Regions from separate parts of the Homo sapiens genome. Here regions 2 and 3 are each linked to region 1. A link is a contact called in ENCODE Hi-C or POLR2A ChIA-PET data. All regions are on one chromosome and are shown on one strand. The core of a region is the stretch at or near the end of the contact, and the rest is flanking DNA. Distances in the headings are between cores, read along the strand shown.

The links. A loop is a pair of places that touch in the nucleus more often than their neighbours do. ChIA-PET counts read pairs that join two places held with the same protein, here RNA polymerase II (POLR2A). Pooled maps may share reads with other maps.
Region 2: a map of Calu3 shows a loop between it and region 1 (6-fold over the local background). The contact joins two enhancer-like sites. A Hi-C loop is called at or near these places in 1 of 168 maps with a recorded cell type or tissue (Calu3), 1 of 37 single-sample maps with no recorded cell type and 1 of 50 pooled maps. POLR2A ChIA-PET finds 5 or more read pairs at or near these places in 2 of 52 experiments (activated T-cell and naive thymus-derived CD8-positive, alpha-beta T cell).
Region 3: a loop to region 1 is called in a map of right cardiac atrium, with 9 times the contacts of the local background. The contact joins two enhancer-like sites. A Hi-C loop is called at or near these places in 18 of 168 maps with a recorded cell type or tissue (A673, Caco-2, Calu3 and 14 more), 7 of 37 single-sample maps with no recorded cell type and 19 of 50 pooled maps. POLR2A ChIA-PET finds 5 or more read pairs at or near these places in 4 of 52 experiments (AG04450, OCI-LY7, PC-9 and 1 more).

Annotation. Positions count from the first base shown.
Region 1 is chr3:114,363,722-114,367,067 of GRCh38, forward strand. All of the region lies in intron 10 of ZBTB20 (zinc finger and BTB domain containing 20), which reads right to left. It overlaps ZBTB20-AS1 (ZBTB20 antisense RNA 1), which reads left to right. Exons shown (of 9, transcript NR_038993.1): 5 at 2,975-3,160; 6 at 3,246-3,346. Among named protein-coding and RNA genes, the nearest start is that of ZBTB20-AS1, 14 kb to the left of the region's middle. Within about 2 kb of position 1,755, at least 2 of the 41 ENCODE cell types and tissues checked have a DNase peak (open chromatin) inside an H3K27ac peak, as active enhancers do; they include gastrocnemius medialis, where a contact is called at or near this core.
Region 2 is chr3:114,322,400-114,325,745 of GRCh38, forward strand. ZBTB20 (zinc finger and BTB domain containing 20) reads right to left here. Exons shown (of 12, transcript NM_001348800.3): 12 at 1-3,346. Among named protein-coding and RNA genes, the nearest start is that of MIR568, 7.5 kb to the left of the region's middle. Within about 2 kb of position 1,617, at least 2 of the 41 ENCODE cell types and tissues checked have a DNase peak (open chromatin) inside an H3K27ac peak, as active enhancers do.
Region 3 is chr3:114,410,962-114,414,307 of GRCh38, forward strand. All of the region lies in intron 7 of ZBTB20 (zinc finger and BTB domain containing 20), which reads right to left. Among named protein-coding and RNA genes, the nearest start is that of ZBTB20-AS5, 41 kb to the right of the region's middle. Within about 2 kb of position 1,575, at least 7 of the 41 ENCODE cell types and tissues checked have a DNase peak (open chromatin) inside an H3K27ac peak, as active enhancers do; they include gastrocnemius medialis, where a contact is called at or near this core.

The DNA of each region.
Region 1 (3,346 bases), core at 505-3,004:
GTTGTATATGACTTGTTCCTGCTGGAAGACAGTAGTCAAGGCCAGAGCTCACACAGCCAACAAATATGTTCTGATTTGCTGCTCTCAGACACTGAGTCTGACACACTGCTCAGCAATCACTTACTGCTCCCTAAAGTGGTATTTTGCATTTCTAGGATTGTCATTGTCTCTAAATTTATACTTATATACATCGCTGATGAGGTTCTTCCCTTGCAAAAAGAAATTTCAGCCTTCCTCCAATTCAAGATACAGGCCTACTATTGAATACATAACAGTACATGGCCTTCAAATGTCATGCCTAGCCAATTAGCTAATCCTTTCCCAAAATAAACTTCACTGTAATATTTTTTTTTTCACTAGCATACATCCCCAGCTTAATTACTATTCTCTGGCATGTTATTTCAGTACATAAATTATCAATATGATTTTGTGTCAAAACCAACAATTTGACCAGGCATGTTGGCTCACACCTGCAATCCCAGCACTTTGGGAGGCTGAGGTAGGTGGATCACTTGAGTTTAGGAGTTTGAGACCAGCCTAGCCAACATGGTGAAACCTCGTCTCTTCTAAAAATACAAAATTAGCTGGGCATGGTGGCGCATGCCTATAATTCGAGCTACTCAGGAGGCTAAGGCAGGAGAATAATTTGAACCCTGGAGGCGGAGGTTGCAGTGAGCTGAGATCATGCCACTGCACTCCAGCCTAGGCAACAGAGTGAGACTCTGTCTCAAACAAACAAACAAACATCCCCCAACAATTTATGCAAACAACATCAGGGAAGCTAGGAAGCTCTATGAGCTATTCTCTGCCGTTCAGATATGTTCGATTGTCTTACTAGCTGAGCTTAACAGCCTTTTCTGTTTTTAAAGGACCACCATGCATGCCTCTAGTACAGCAATCTCTAACACTTAATCAACAGTTACGTCTACAGCAATACACAATAGCCAGGTCACTTTCACCCTGAGATTATACTAAAGGCTCACAATATGCTCAGAGTGTATGGAAAAGTGTCTCATTTCTTCTAAAGATCCTTAAATTCCTTGCTTTTATAGTATTATCCAACTGATTAATTAGTAGATTCATTTTTCAACTACTGTAGCCCCAAAGATACATATCGGCAGAGCCCTCCTGATTGTATTTTACCCTTGGCCTTTTCTCCTTTTAGTTTCCTCAGTTTGCACCTGTAATTTCACTTTTAGAACTTCTCTAGGCTCGGTGGCTAAACACCACACAGCACAGGCTTTATCTGATGTGCCGGCGCCTGGTGTGGTCTAAGACACACTGGTGTTTTGTTCTTGAAGTACAGGATTGATGTTCTGAAACCTAGGCTCTAACACAAAGGAGATCATTAGCTCATTTTAAGTGTCTCTTTTCTTCCCTCCCAGCCTCCTCCTACCCACCCCAATACTTCCTTAGTCCTAAGCACTGGCAGCAGATGGCAACCATATTCCAAAGCTGAGTATACATAAAATAGTGCCATGGAGAACAGAGTGGCTTCAAAGTTAGCCTTTCTATTCAAGTGGGATGGCGGGGACTTCTGGAGGAGTGAACTCATCTCTCATTCATTTAATCCTCTATTCATTCAGCCAGGAATTTGTTTTCCTACACATCCATCTACTGTCCAGCCAGTTGAGGGAGGGTGGGCATGAAGCATCTCTCTTGAGGGCCCTTCCAGCAGGAGGGCACTAAGATTTCTATGCCAAGCTCTTGTTTCCCTGGGCCAGCTCTGCCTGCTGCTGATCAAATCATGCCATTCCTGTAAGAGGAGCTTGGGAACACAGTGTGTAGGGGGTGGATTTCTCAAGAACTATCTCCTTGCTAGACTGACAGTCACATGCTGTATTCCCTAGACAAAGATTAGACCCAGGAAAAAGATGAAACAAGGAGGAGGATGTGGGGTTGCAGAAAACTGTGCAGGATGTTACAGTAACGGGAGGTGGGAGTGGGAAAACCTTTCCTTTTTGTTGTTTCAAGGTTTGCTAGAGCTTTTGCCTAATCATCTGTTTGAGCATCTTGAAAATAAGTATCTATTTCCATGGTATCTATCAAAAACAGGCACCAGATTATACTACAAAGTTGACCTGCCATATTGCTATTAGAATTAAAACATGTAGCAGCTTACATTCAAAAGAAAGCTTTTCTGTTTCCCCAGCATGAAAAGCAGAGGGTATTTGTGATACACTTTGTTTTGTAGGTCTGCTGAATGAAAAAAATAATCGGGTAAAAAATTAGTACCTATATTTTCACAAATGGGCATAATGCTTACAAATGCACTACATCATTATTTTAGCTTCATTCTCCCCACAACATTCATTTATTCATTCAACAAACATTTGCTGAGCACCTACTCCTAATTTGTGTAAGCACTTTGCTGGGTGCTAGGGATTCAGCAGTGGACAAGGTAAACAAGATTCCGCCCTCCTGAATTCTGTCACCTGGCCAAAATAAACATTTAACAAGTACGCTGCTAGAATTTTACTTGAGAAAAAGGAATAATTCATCTTACCTAGTATTTCTTCTGAATCTTTCTTAAACATATTTCTTGAAGGTCCAGACTCCTTTAACTAAGAAGTTCTATCTTAAATCTCTCTCTTTCCATTGTTATATTCATTCCTTTCTTGGTTACAATGTGGAGAGTTCAGATTGCAACTGCTATCATTTCTGGGGGGAATGGGGGTGGGACTGTAACCCTGAGAATCCTTGCTTTTCAAACTACACATATATTTTCTCTGTAAATATTGTACCATCTAATTTGCGTCTTTGGATTTTGTTGATTAGCCATCAACATGTGATTTAAGGAATACTGCATATGAGATGCAGAAATCATGACTCAGTAAGTTATTATTTTAAAGCTCTATTTTGGGATTTATACAGACTTGTGTACAGTCTAGTTTGGCTTTCAATCTAATCTGCAACTATTACTAGGAGGCTTTTAGATCAAGTTCCATACCCATGTGTCTCTGGAATTCTACAGTGAGAAGCAAAAGTGCTCAGGAGTTAAGAGAAGCAGACGTCCGAAATTATCTCCATGCATTACCAAAAACCGTGGGCACCACGGCACGGGGAAAACTTACCAGGTACAATGAGCCAGTGACTGTTACTGAATTTCTTAAGATTACACTTTTCCCAACTACTGCAGACTGCTTCAGAATAGAAGAAGGTAAGTAAGCAGGGTGATTACAAGCAATCCTCCTCGGAAGTGAAACTCACTCTTCTAAGTTTACCTCTGTTTTGAATTATTTCAGACAACTCTCATGCCATCAAGCCGACGGACTTTCAAAAAAATAAAAGATGCATTTCTTTACTTGTAAGTATTTGTCTTTGCAAAGGGCTCTCTGATATGGTA
Region 2 (3,346 bases), core at 367-2,866, 41 kb before region 1:
AGTGTAATCCCTTGACCACCAAAGCATATCCCTTGAGCCTGTTGTAGTACTTTTTTCTGGGAGAGAGGAAATTGCGATCTGAAGATTAAAATCTTTGGTGACAGAACTGGAGTGGATATGCAAATTTCAAGGAAGAAGTTTTCCAAAGCCTCAAGAGAAGTATCCTAGGACAGTTAATGTGAATATATTTTAAAAAGTCAATCATTTCTTTCTATAGCTTTGGTTTGGTGCAGTCAATGTCCTCTTAGTGATTACCCAATACTTATTTCTAAGTACCTGTTAAAAGCTCTGGATTTAGTTTCTTACTTAAAACAGAGATAATGCTTTGAGTGCTTAAGGAATTTCTTATGCTAGTTTGGATGGCTCTAAATGGAGTTTTTCTGACTAACAAGGCTGACAACTTTCTGAACAATATTTAAACTTGGAATAGTAGACTTGGACGGATAGTAAAGAAGAGAGAGAAAAAGACAGGTTATCAATGTTGTAATCTTAGGGAAGGGGCCTCAATTGAGAATTTTCCAAATTGATGCCCCATATGTGACAGTGTTCAGAGAAATTCAACATTAGCCATTTATATGGGTTGTGATCCTTTCCTACTGTGCCAGAACCTTCAAAACTGTCACTTTGAGTTCCAGAAGAGTCCTTCAGCATCTTTACTCTTGTGTTATTATTTCCCACACAATCTATTGCTTATCCTGTGATGAAAGATTCTTTTATTAACAGTTACTAAAGAGCTGTCAAACTCTGATTACTTCTAAGATTAAAAAAGATAATAAAAATAAATTTAACAAAGAAAAGTTAGGAAAAAACCAATTTCAAAACTAAACTTTTAGGCACTATTAAGGTCTTCTGCTTAGTAAGGATAGTCTATGATGGAGCAGCTAGTATGTTCTAATCCATCCTCCAATGTCCAAGTTGGCCTAGCTTGTTTCAAAATAAACCTTTCACTTCACTGGTTTTCAGTGTTTATTGCACTGTTCCCTATCTGTCATCTTAAAGGACTTTACCACATGCATAGCCTTCCTCTTTGGTTAGCCTGATCTAGGTTTCACCCAGGGATGGAGAAGCATAATCAGGCTGAAAAGTAATTCCAATATGGACAAGGCTATGTGTTTTTGAAAGGAGCACATCCTACTGCCCTCTGCCACACTAAAATGTGCACAAGCAAGGGGCTTTGTGGAGGAGGCCAAGGCAAAGACTTCTACATCATATCAATTGGCTTCTTCACTGTTAAAACTCTTACTGAGAGCTCAGTCAGAAACAAGATTGGGTAAACTTTTTCTTAAATGTTCTTAATTGCTGTACTAACTCAGCTTCTTTACAGTAAGAAAACAGATCCTATCAGCATGGTGGTTCCTAGGCCTGATCAAGAGTTGACAGAGATTCCACAGATTCTCGCCAACCCTGCTAAGATCAAGCATGATGAAAATAACTCTGCATTTTAGTGATGCTCCTACTTCCATAATTTGCCTTTTTCTTTCCCATACGTAACACACTCTCTCCCAGCACAAGTAAGTACATTTCAGTAGTGCAATGCAGTGCAGTCATATTTAGTGCAAAAAAAAGCCCTATTATAACCCAAAGCTCAACTCTAAACAGCTCTTACAAAGGTTACCAGTGCTACGAAGGTGGGAAATTCAGTCTATCTCACACTTATGTGAGTCATCTCTTTTGTTGCTCCTGTTTGTTTCAGCTCAAAGTAGAGAAACTAGCATGCACCTATGTATTTTCTGTAAAACATTAAGCCAATAGGCAGAAAATAAAAGGAAGTAGTCTAGTTAAAATCAAGGGTATTATTTAGAAGAGGAAAACAGCTATTTAATGTAAAGGTCAGTAGTGGTTTTTACTTAATAGTTTTCATCATGTCAGATGGCTCTAATGCTAAGGGGAATGGGTTCAGAAAAAGATAAAGCTTTCCTGTTTCTTGAAACACGGTCCTAAATTTAACAGTGCTGGGCTTTTATTTTTGAATAGTGCAATCAGCTATTCCTCAAGGGCTACAGGCAGCAGCCACCTAACATAACATAAATAGGTACACTAGGAGCACTCACTTTTCTACATTGATCACTTTTTCCCTCACCTCATTAGTCTCCTATTCTTTTTTTTTTCTGACTACACATAAATACAGATATACATACACATACACAGAAATTCTCAAGGCCCCTCTCAGAATGATCAATTGAAAATTGGTACAAATAGCTCAGTGACACACTCACACAGAAGTACAATTATTAAATACAAAAGTGAATTATTACAGCAAAATTAAGAGTCTGCATTGTACCTCTTCTTGTGTTATTCCATAAGAAGAAAAAACATTCATAGTAGGATTTCTTAAGGAGCTTACTTCTTTCTAAAGATTAGTCTAGAATTAGTTTGGGATGTGGCAATATTGAGTGATTCTGGAAAAATGATTTGTATTTGATCATCCTCAGGAATCCGTTTCTTCAGTTTGTCTGGGTCTTCACCCTCCAAAGGTAAGTCTGCTTGTCTGCTCATACCCACACATGCATGCTGTAAGTCTCAAGAGAATCAAAGTGTAGTTTAAAATAGATTGTGGGAAAGGAATTAAGCATAGTGGGGTCAGCACACTCAAATTACCTTAAAATATCAAGTTACCATAGATTTTCTCTATCATATCAGCTTCTCACCTTTGTTTGCCATGATGAAGATTACTAAGACACCCTGCTTTCATCTACTCTGAAAACCATAATTCTTTCAACAATAGTGTAGGAACAATTTTAATTAGATATATGCAAATTACCCTTAATTTATATCTCAATAGGCTCCTCAGGAAAACTGAGGTTCAAATCAACGGGCCTAAAGAAGAAGTTTAGCAGCTGAAAATACCTTTGAGAATTTTCTCCTGTAAATCTACAGCTGGTTCCAAATTAAAGTTTGTCCCAAGGAGAGCAAGAGCAGAGTAACTAGCCTTTGTTTTCAAAGATTCCCCTAGTTGTGAACATGCATAAAGCACTTTGAACTACAGGAAAATCTTATCTCAAATTTGAACTATTATTTTATTTTCAGTGATCTCTCTGTACACTCCTCTCGGGCCCGGATAGCACATTAGGTATAGAAGTCAGGAGTTTCTACAATTTCTCTAGAAGTGTTTGGCAGCATGAAGAGAAATCTTTAATCACAAAGAAGTATAGTTAACTTACTAATTCTTTGAATTGTAATAATGAGAGATAGGCAAGAACAACAAGGGGTGAGTAGTGCTAACTTTCTCCGGTAACCTTGACAACTGGCTTTAGGAATCCAGACCTGTATCAAATTTGGTCCCATCACATTGTCCTGTTCCCTCTCTTTGTTTTTCTCTGTTCACTTAATTGAAATTGCAATTATT
Region 3 (3,346 bases), core at 325-2,824, 47 kb after region 1:
CAGGGACACATCGAGTTAGTGAGGGTTTTAGTTTGGATGATAACAAGCTCTTAAAACATGGCTTTGACTCATAAAAAATGTAGCTGGGATGGATGGCTACTTACAGGGTTAAAAGCAAACTGAGAGCTCTTCTATTCCCAAATCTGAATGCTGAAGTGCTGCCTAGAACAGCAAACATGTACATGCAAAATATCAAAAATACACAAAGTGGGGGTGCAGAGGAGGTGCAGGATGCACCAGTCACCTCCTTCCCCACACCCTTCAACAGCACAGAGCTCTGGCAGGGTCATCACCAGTAAAACTGGATTCTTACAAGCCATTCCACAGAGAGAAACCATCCCAGGTCCCCCATGGCTCCAGGCATCAGTGAGGACAGTTTTCATGTTCCAAAACTAATTGGACAGTAAGGAGTGTCTGTAAGAATAAAAGCGGGTGGGAATGGAGGATGGAAATAAAAGGGAAAAAAAGTGTCCTTGTTGAAAGTTTTAAATTACAGGCTCAGTAAAAAACTGGCATTCCACCACATCCGGTCTAGTTACCAAATGGAAAAATAGGGTCATTAACATGTTTATTTGAATTACATTAGTCCTTCTCTTTCATATTTAATTTATTCTGTTAGAAAAAAACACAACGCTCTGCATGCTGGTGAAAGGCAGGGGTGTAATGGATCAGGGAGCTGAAATACAATGATCTTTACCCATTATCTACCCTGCTAAGGCTTTTCAGAACTTACTAGGATCATTCAGGGATTCTTCCCTCACAAGGGAGGGAAGGGTACAGAAAGATGTAAGGTACAGATGCTACTGAGTTTGTTAAAATAATATTGAAGCACATTTAAATTAAGGAGTGGAAGGACGATTTTAATATGGAAAGTTTACAAAAAGAAGAAAAGTTTGGGATAAATGACCTCTTCTGAGACTGAATGTCCAGATGCAAGGTTGGTGCTAGGCTTACGGAACATCTCCACATGATATGGAAGTTGTAGAACATTGTGTTATTAGTATTCGGGGTATTAAAAGGCGAAGTCTGCAGGATGATCTCATGAGGCTTGCTGTCATCCACAAGAGGTCAGGGCAACTTCAGTACAAGCAAGTATAATGCAGTACATTCAGGGGAAAATGAAACAAGGTATATTTTCAGGAAGATGTCCAGAAATGACCTGGCTATCTTTGTGGCGGTGACATGGAAAGGACATAGACTTAGTATCATAAGGCCAGTCCCTGCTCTACAACTTACTAACACCATTTGCACAAGTAATTCAATCAGTTTTCCTCATCCATAAAATGGGAACATGAACAGTTACCATAGAGTTGTGAGGATCAACTGAGACAATCTATGTGAAAGTGTTCTATAAAGCACTGTACAAATGTAAGACATTTATTTTCTGAAGACAGTGGTGCCAAGTGTGAGCCAAGCAGTGTGCCAAATATCCTCAGAAATAGGATTGGAAACAAAGCAGGGAATGCTCTGACAAAGCTGAAGAGGACAAGGATCTCCCATCTCAGTGTGACTGGGTGTATCGCTCACTCAAACCTGAAGGGATTTCTCACCGGGATGCTGACCTTGGGTTCATAGACTAACTCCACAGTAGGTTGCCACCCACTCATAATGAGTCATTTAAAGTTCAAATCTTACTTCATGCTAGCGATGCTAGCACAGAGGCAAGCAGTTTTAGGCTTTTTTTGGTCACAGATTTCTGCTGCCATTGTCAAAACAGTAGCCCCAACCTCTAACTGCAACCTAGGGCAGCCAGCCCAACCTAGACTTGATTCTGGTCACTTTTAGTGGAACAAATTGGCTCAGAAAACATCGCCTTCTACTTCTTCTTTAGGATATCCAAAATGAGCAAAAACTTCAGTCTCTAGCTTTTCCTTAAGACAAGTTTCTCCCTTTGCTACAAACGGAATCACATCTTTTTGTTATGATTCTTCCTCTATGGTCCAGTTTGTTGAACATTTTGCCAGCTGTTTCTAAGCTGAACTTTGGCTTAAATACAATTGCAGTCACACTAAGATCATTCTGTTTTGAGCCCAGAGCATAGAGTGTAATTTTGATAGAGGAAGGGGAGAGTTAAATTACGATCAGCTCTAGTAAAAGGTAACGGCAACTCATGGGTGGGATACTTTCTGGATGAAGTACTTCAAAAAATAAATAAATAAAAAGAATAGGAGAACGTTCAGTATTAATTAAAATAATCATGACATAAGATGAAGATTTCTATTTATAATGATAAAATCCAGGCAAGGATATGGTAAATGTCTATAAAGAAACAAAAGGTCTGGGAAACTGACTATGGATTTCTTTTTCAAATTCTAGTATACGTGAACTGGAAGTCATCTTACTACTTTTCAAAAGAAACAATTTATGACAAACTAAAGAACTACTTTACACAGTAGGCAATCAACTTATAAAATTCATTAAAGGTCGATGACATAAATAGTATCACAAAGGTTTAGCTAAATTCATGGATAAGTCCATAGTGGGTTATTCAGAGAAACTAGGCTATCTGGAGGAAAATAACTCTAATTCTTTAAGTTAGCAACAAGGACAATTGTGTCTTATATAACAGTTTCCTGTCCCTGTGATCAGAAAATGAATGCTGAACTGAAAGGACCATAAGCCTGAACCAGAGGGGCTTTTCTTATAATCACATGCTTGTAAGAAAGTAGGGACTAACTATAGTGCTGATATTAAGCCTGCTGGGGCCAGAAGGTGCACAAATTCTTGAACCTGCAGTCACATATGTCACATTACCTAAGCTGTATTATGCCACTCCTTCTCTGCAGCAACTATTATCATCTCCATATTACAGATGAGAGAAGTAAGGATCAGGGAAGTTCAGAGACGAAAAGTAAATTAACAAAGGTCACACAGCTGGTAAATGGCAGATTTGGGATTTGAATTTAGGATTATCTACTTCTGAAGCTCTGCTACCACACTGCTGCTGTTTTCTGCCCAGTAGCCTGATGTATTAACAGCTTAAGATGACTAATTTAACCTGTTAAAGCGATATGAAGTCTTGCTCTTCATTTGCCTTGATATCTAAACTGTGTGTGCAGTAGCTTCTTGTCATCAAATCATGTGCTCATCTATGGCTTTACATTAAAGATGTCTCCAGCTCTCATTAAGAGGGAACAAAAGAAGCAAACAGATCACGAGGAGGTAAAAGGCATGCTGCTATGGATTATTATAGAGTACCTCAGACTATAATGTATATTAACAGAAACTCTTCTCTATCAACTAATCTAAAGACTCATTCTTAGTTTTCCTAATCTAAACTCAGGTACTACAATAGAAGTAATATCCAAGAAGTGAATGAATATGATGAATTCCAACAACCTCCTTG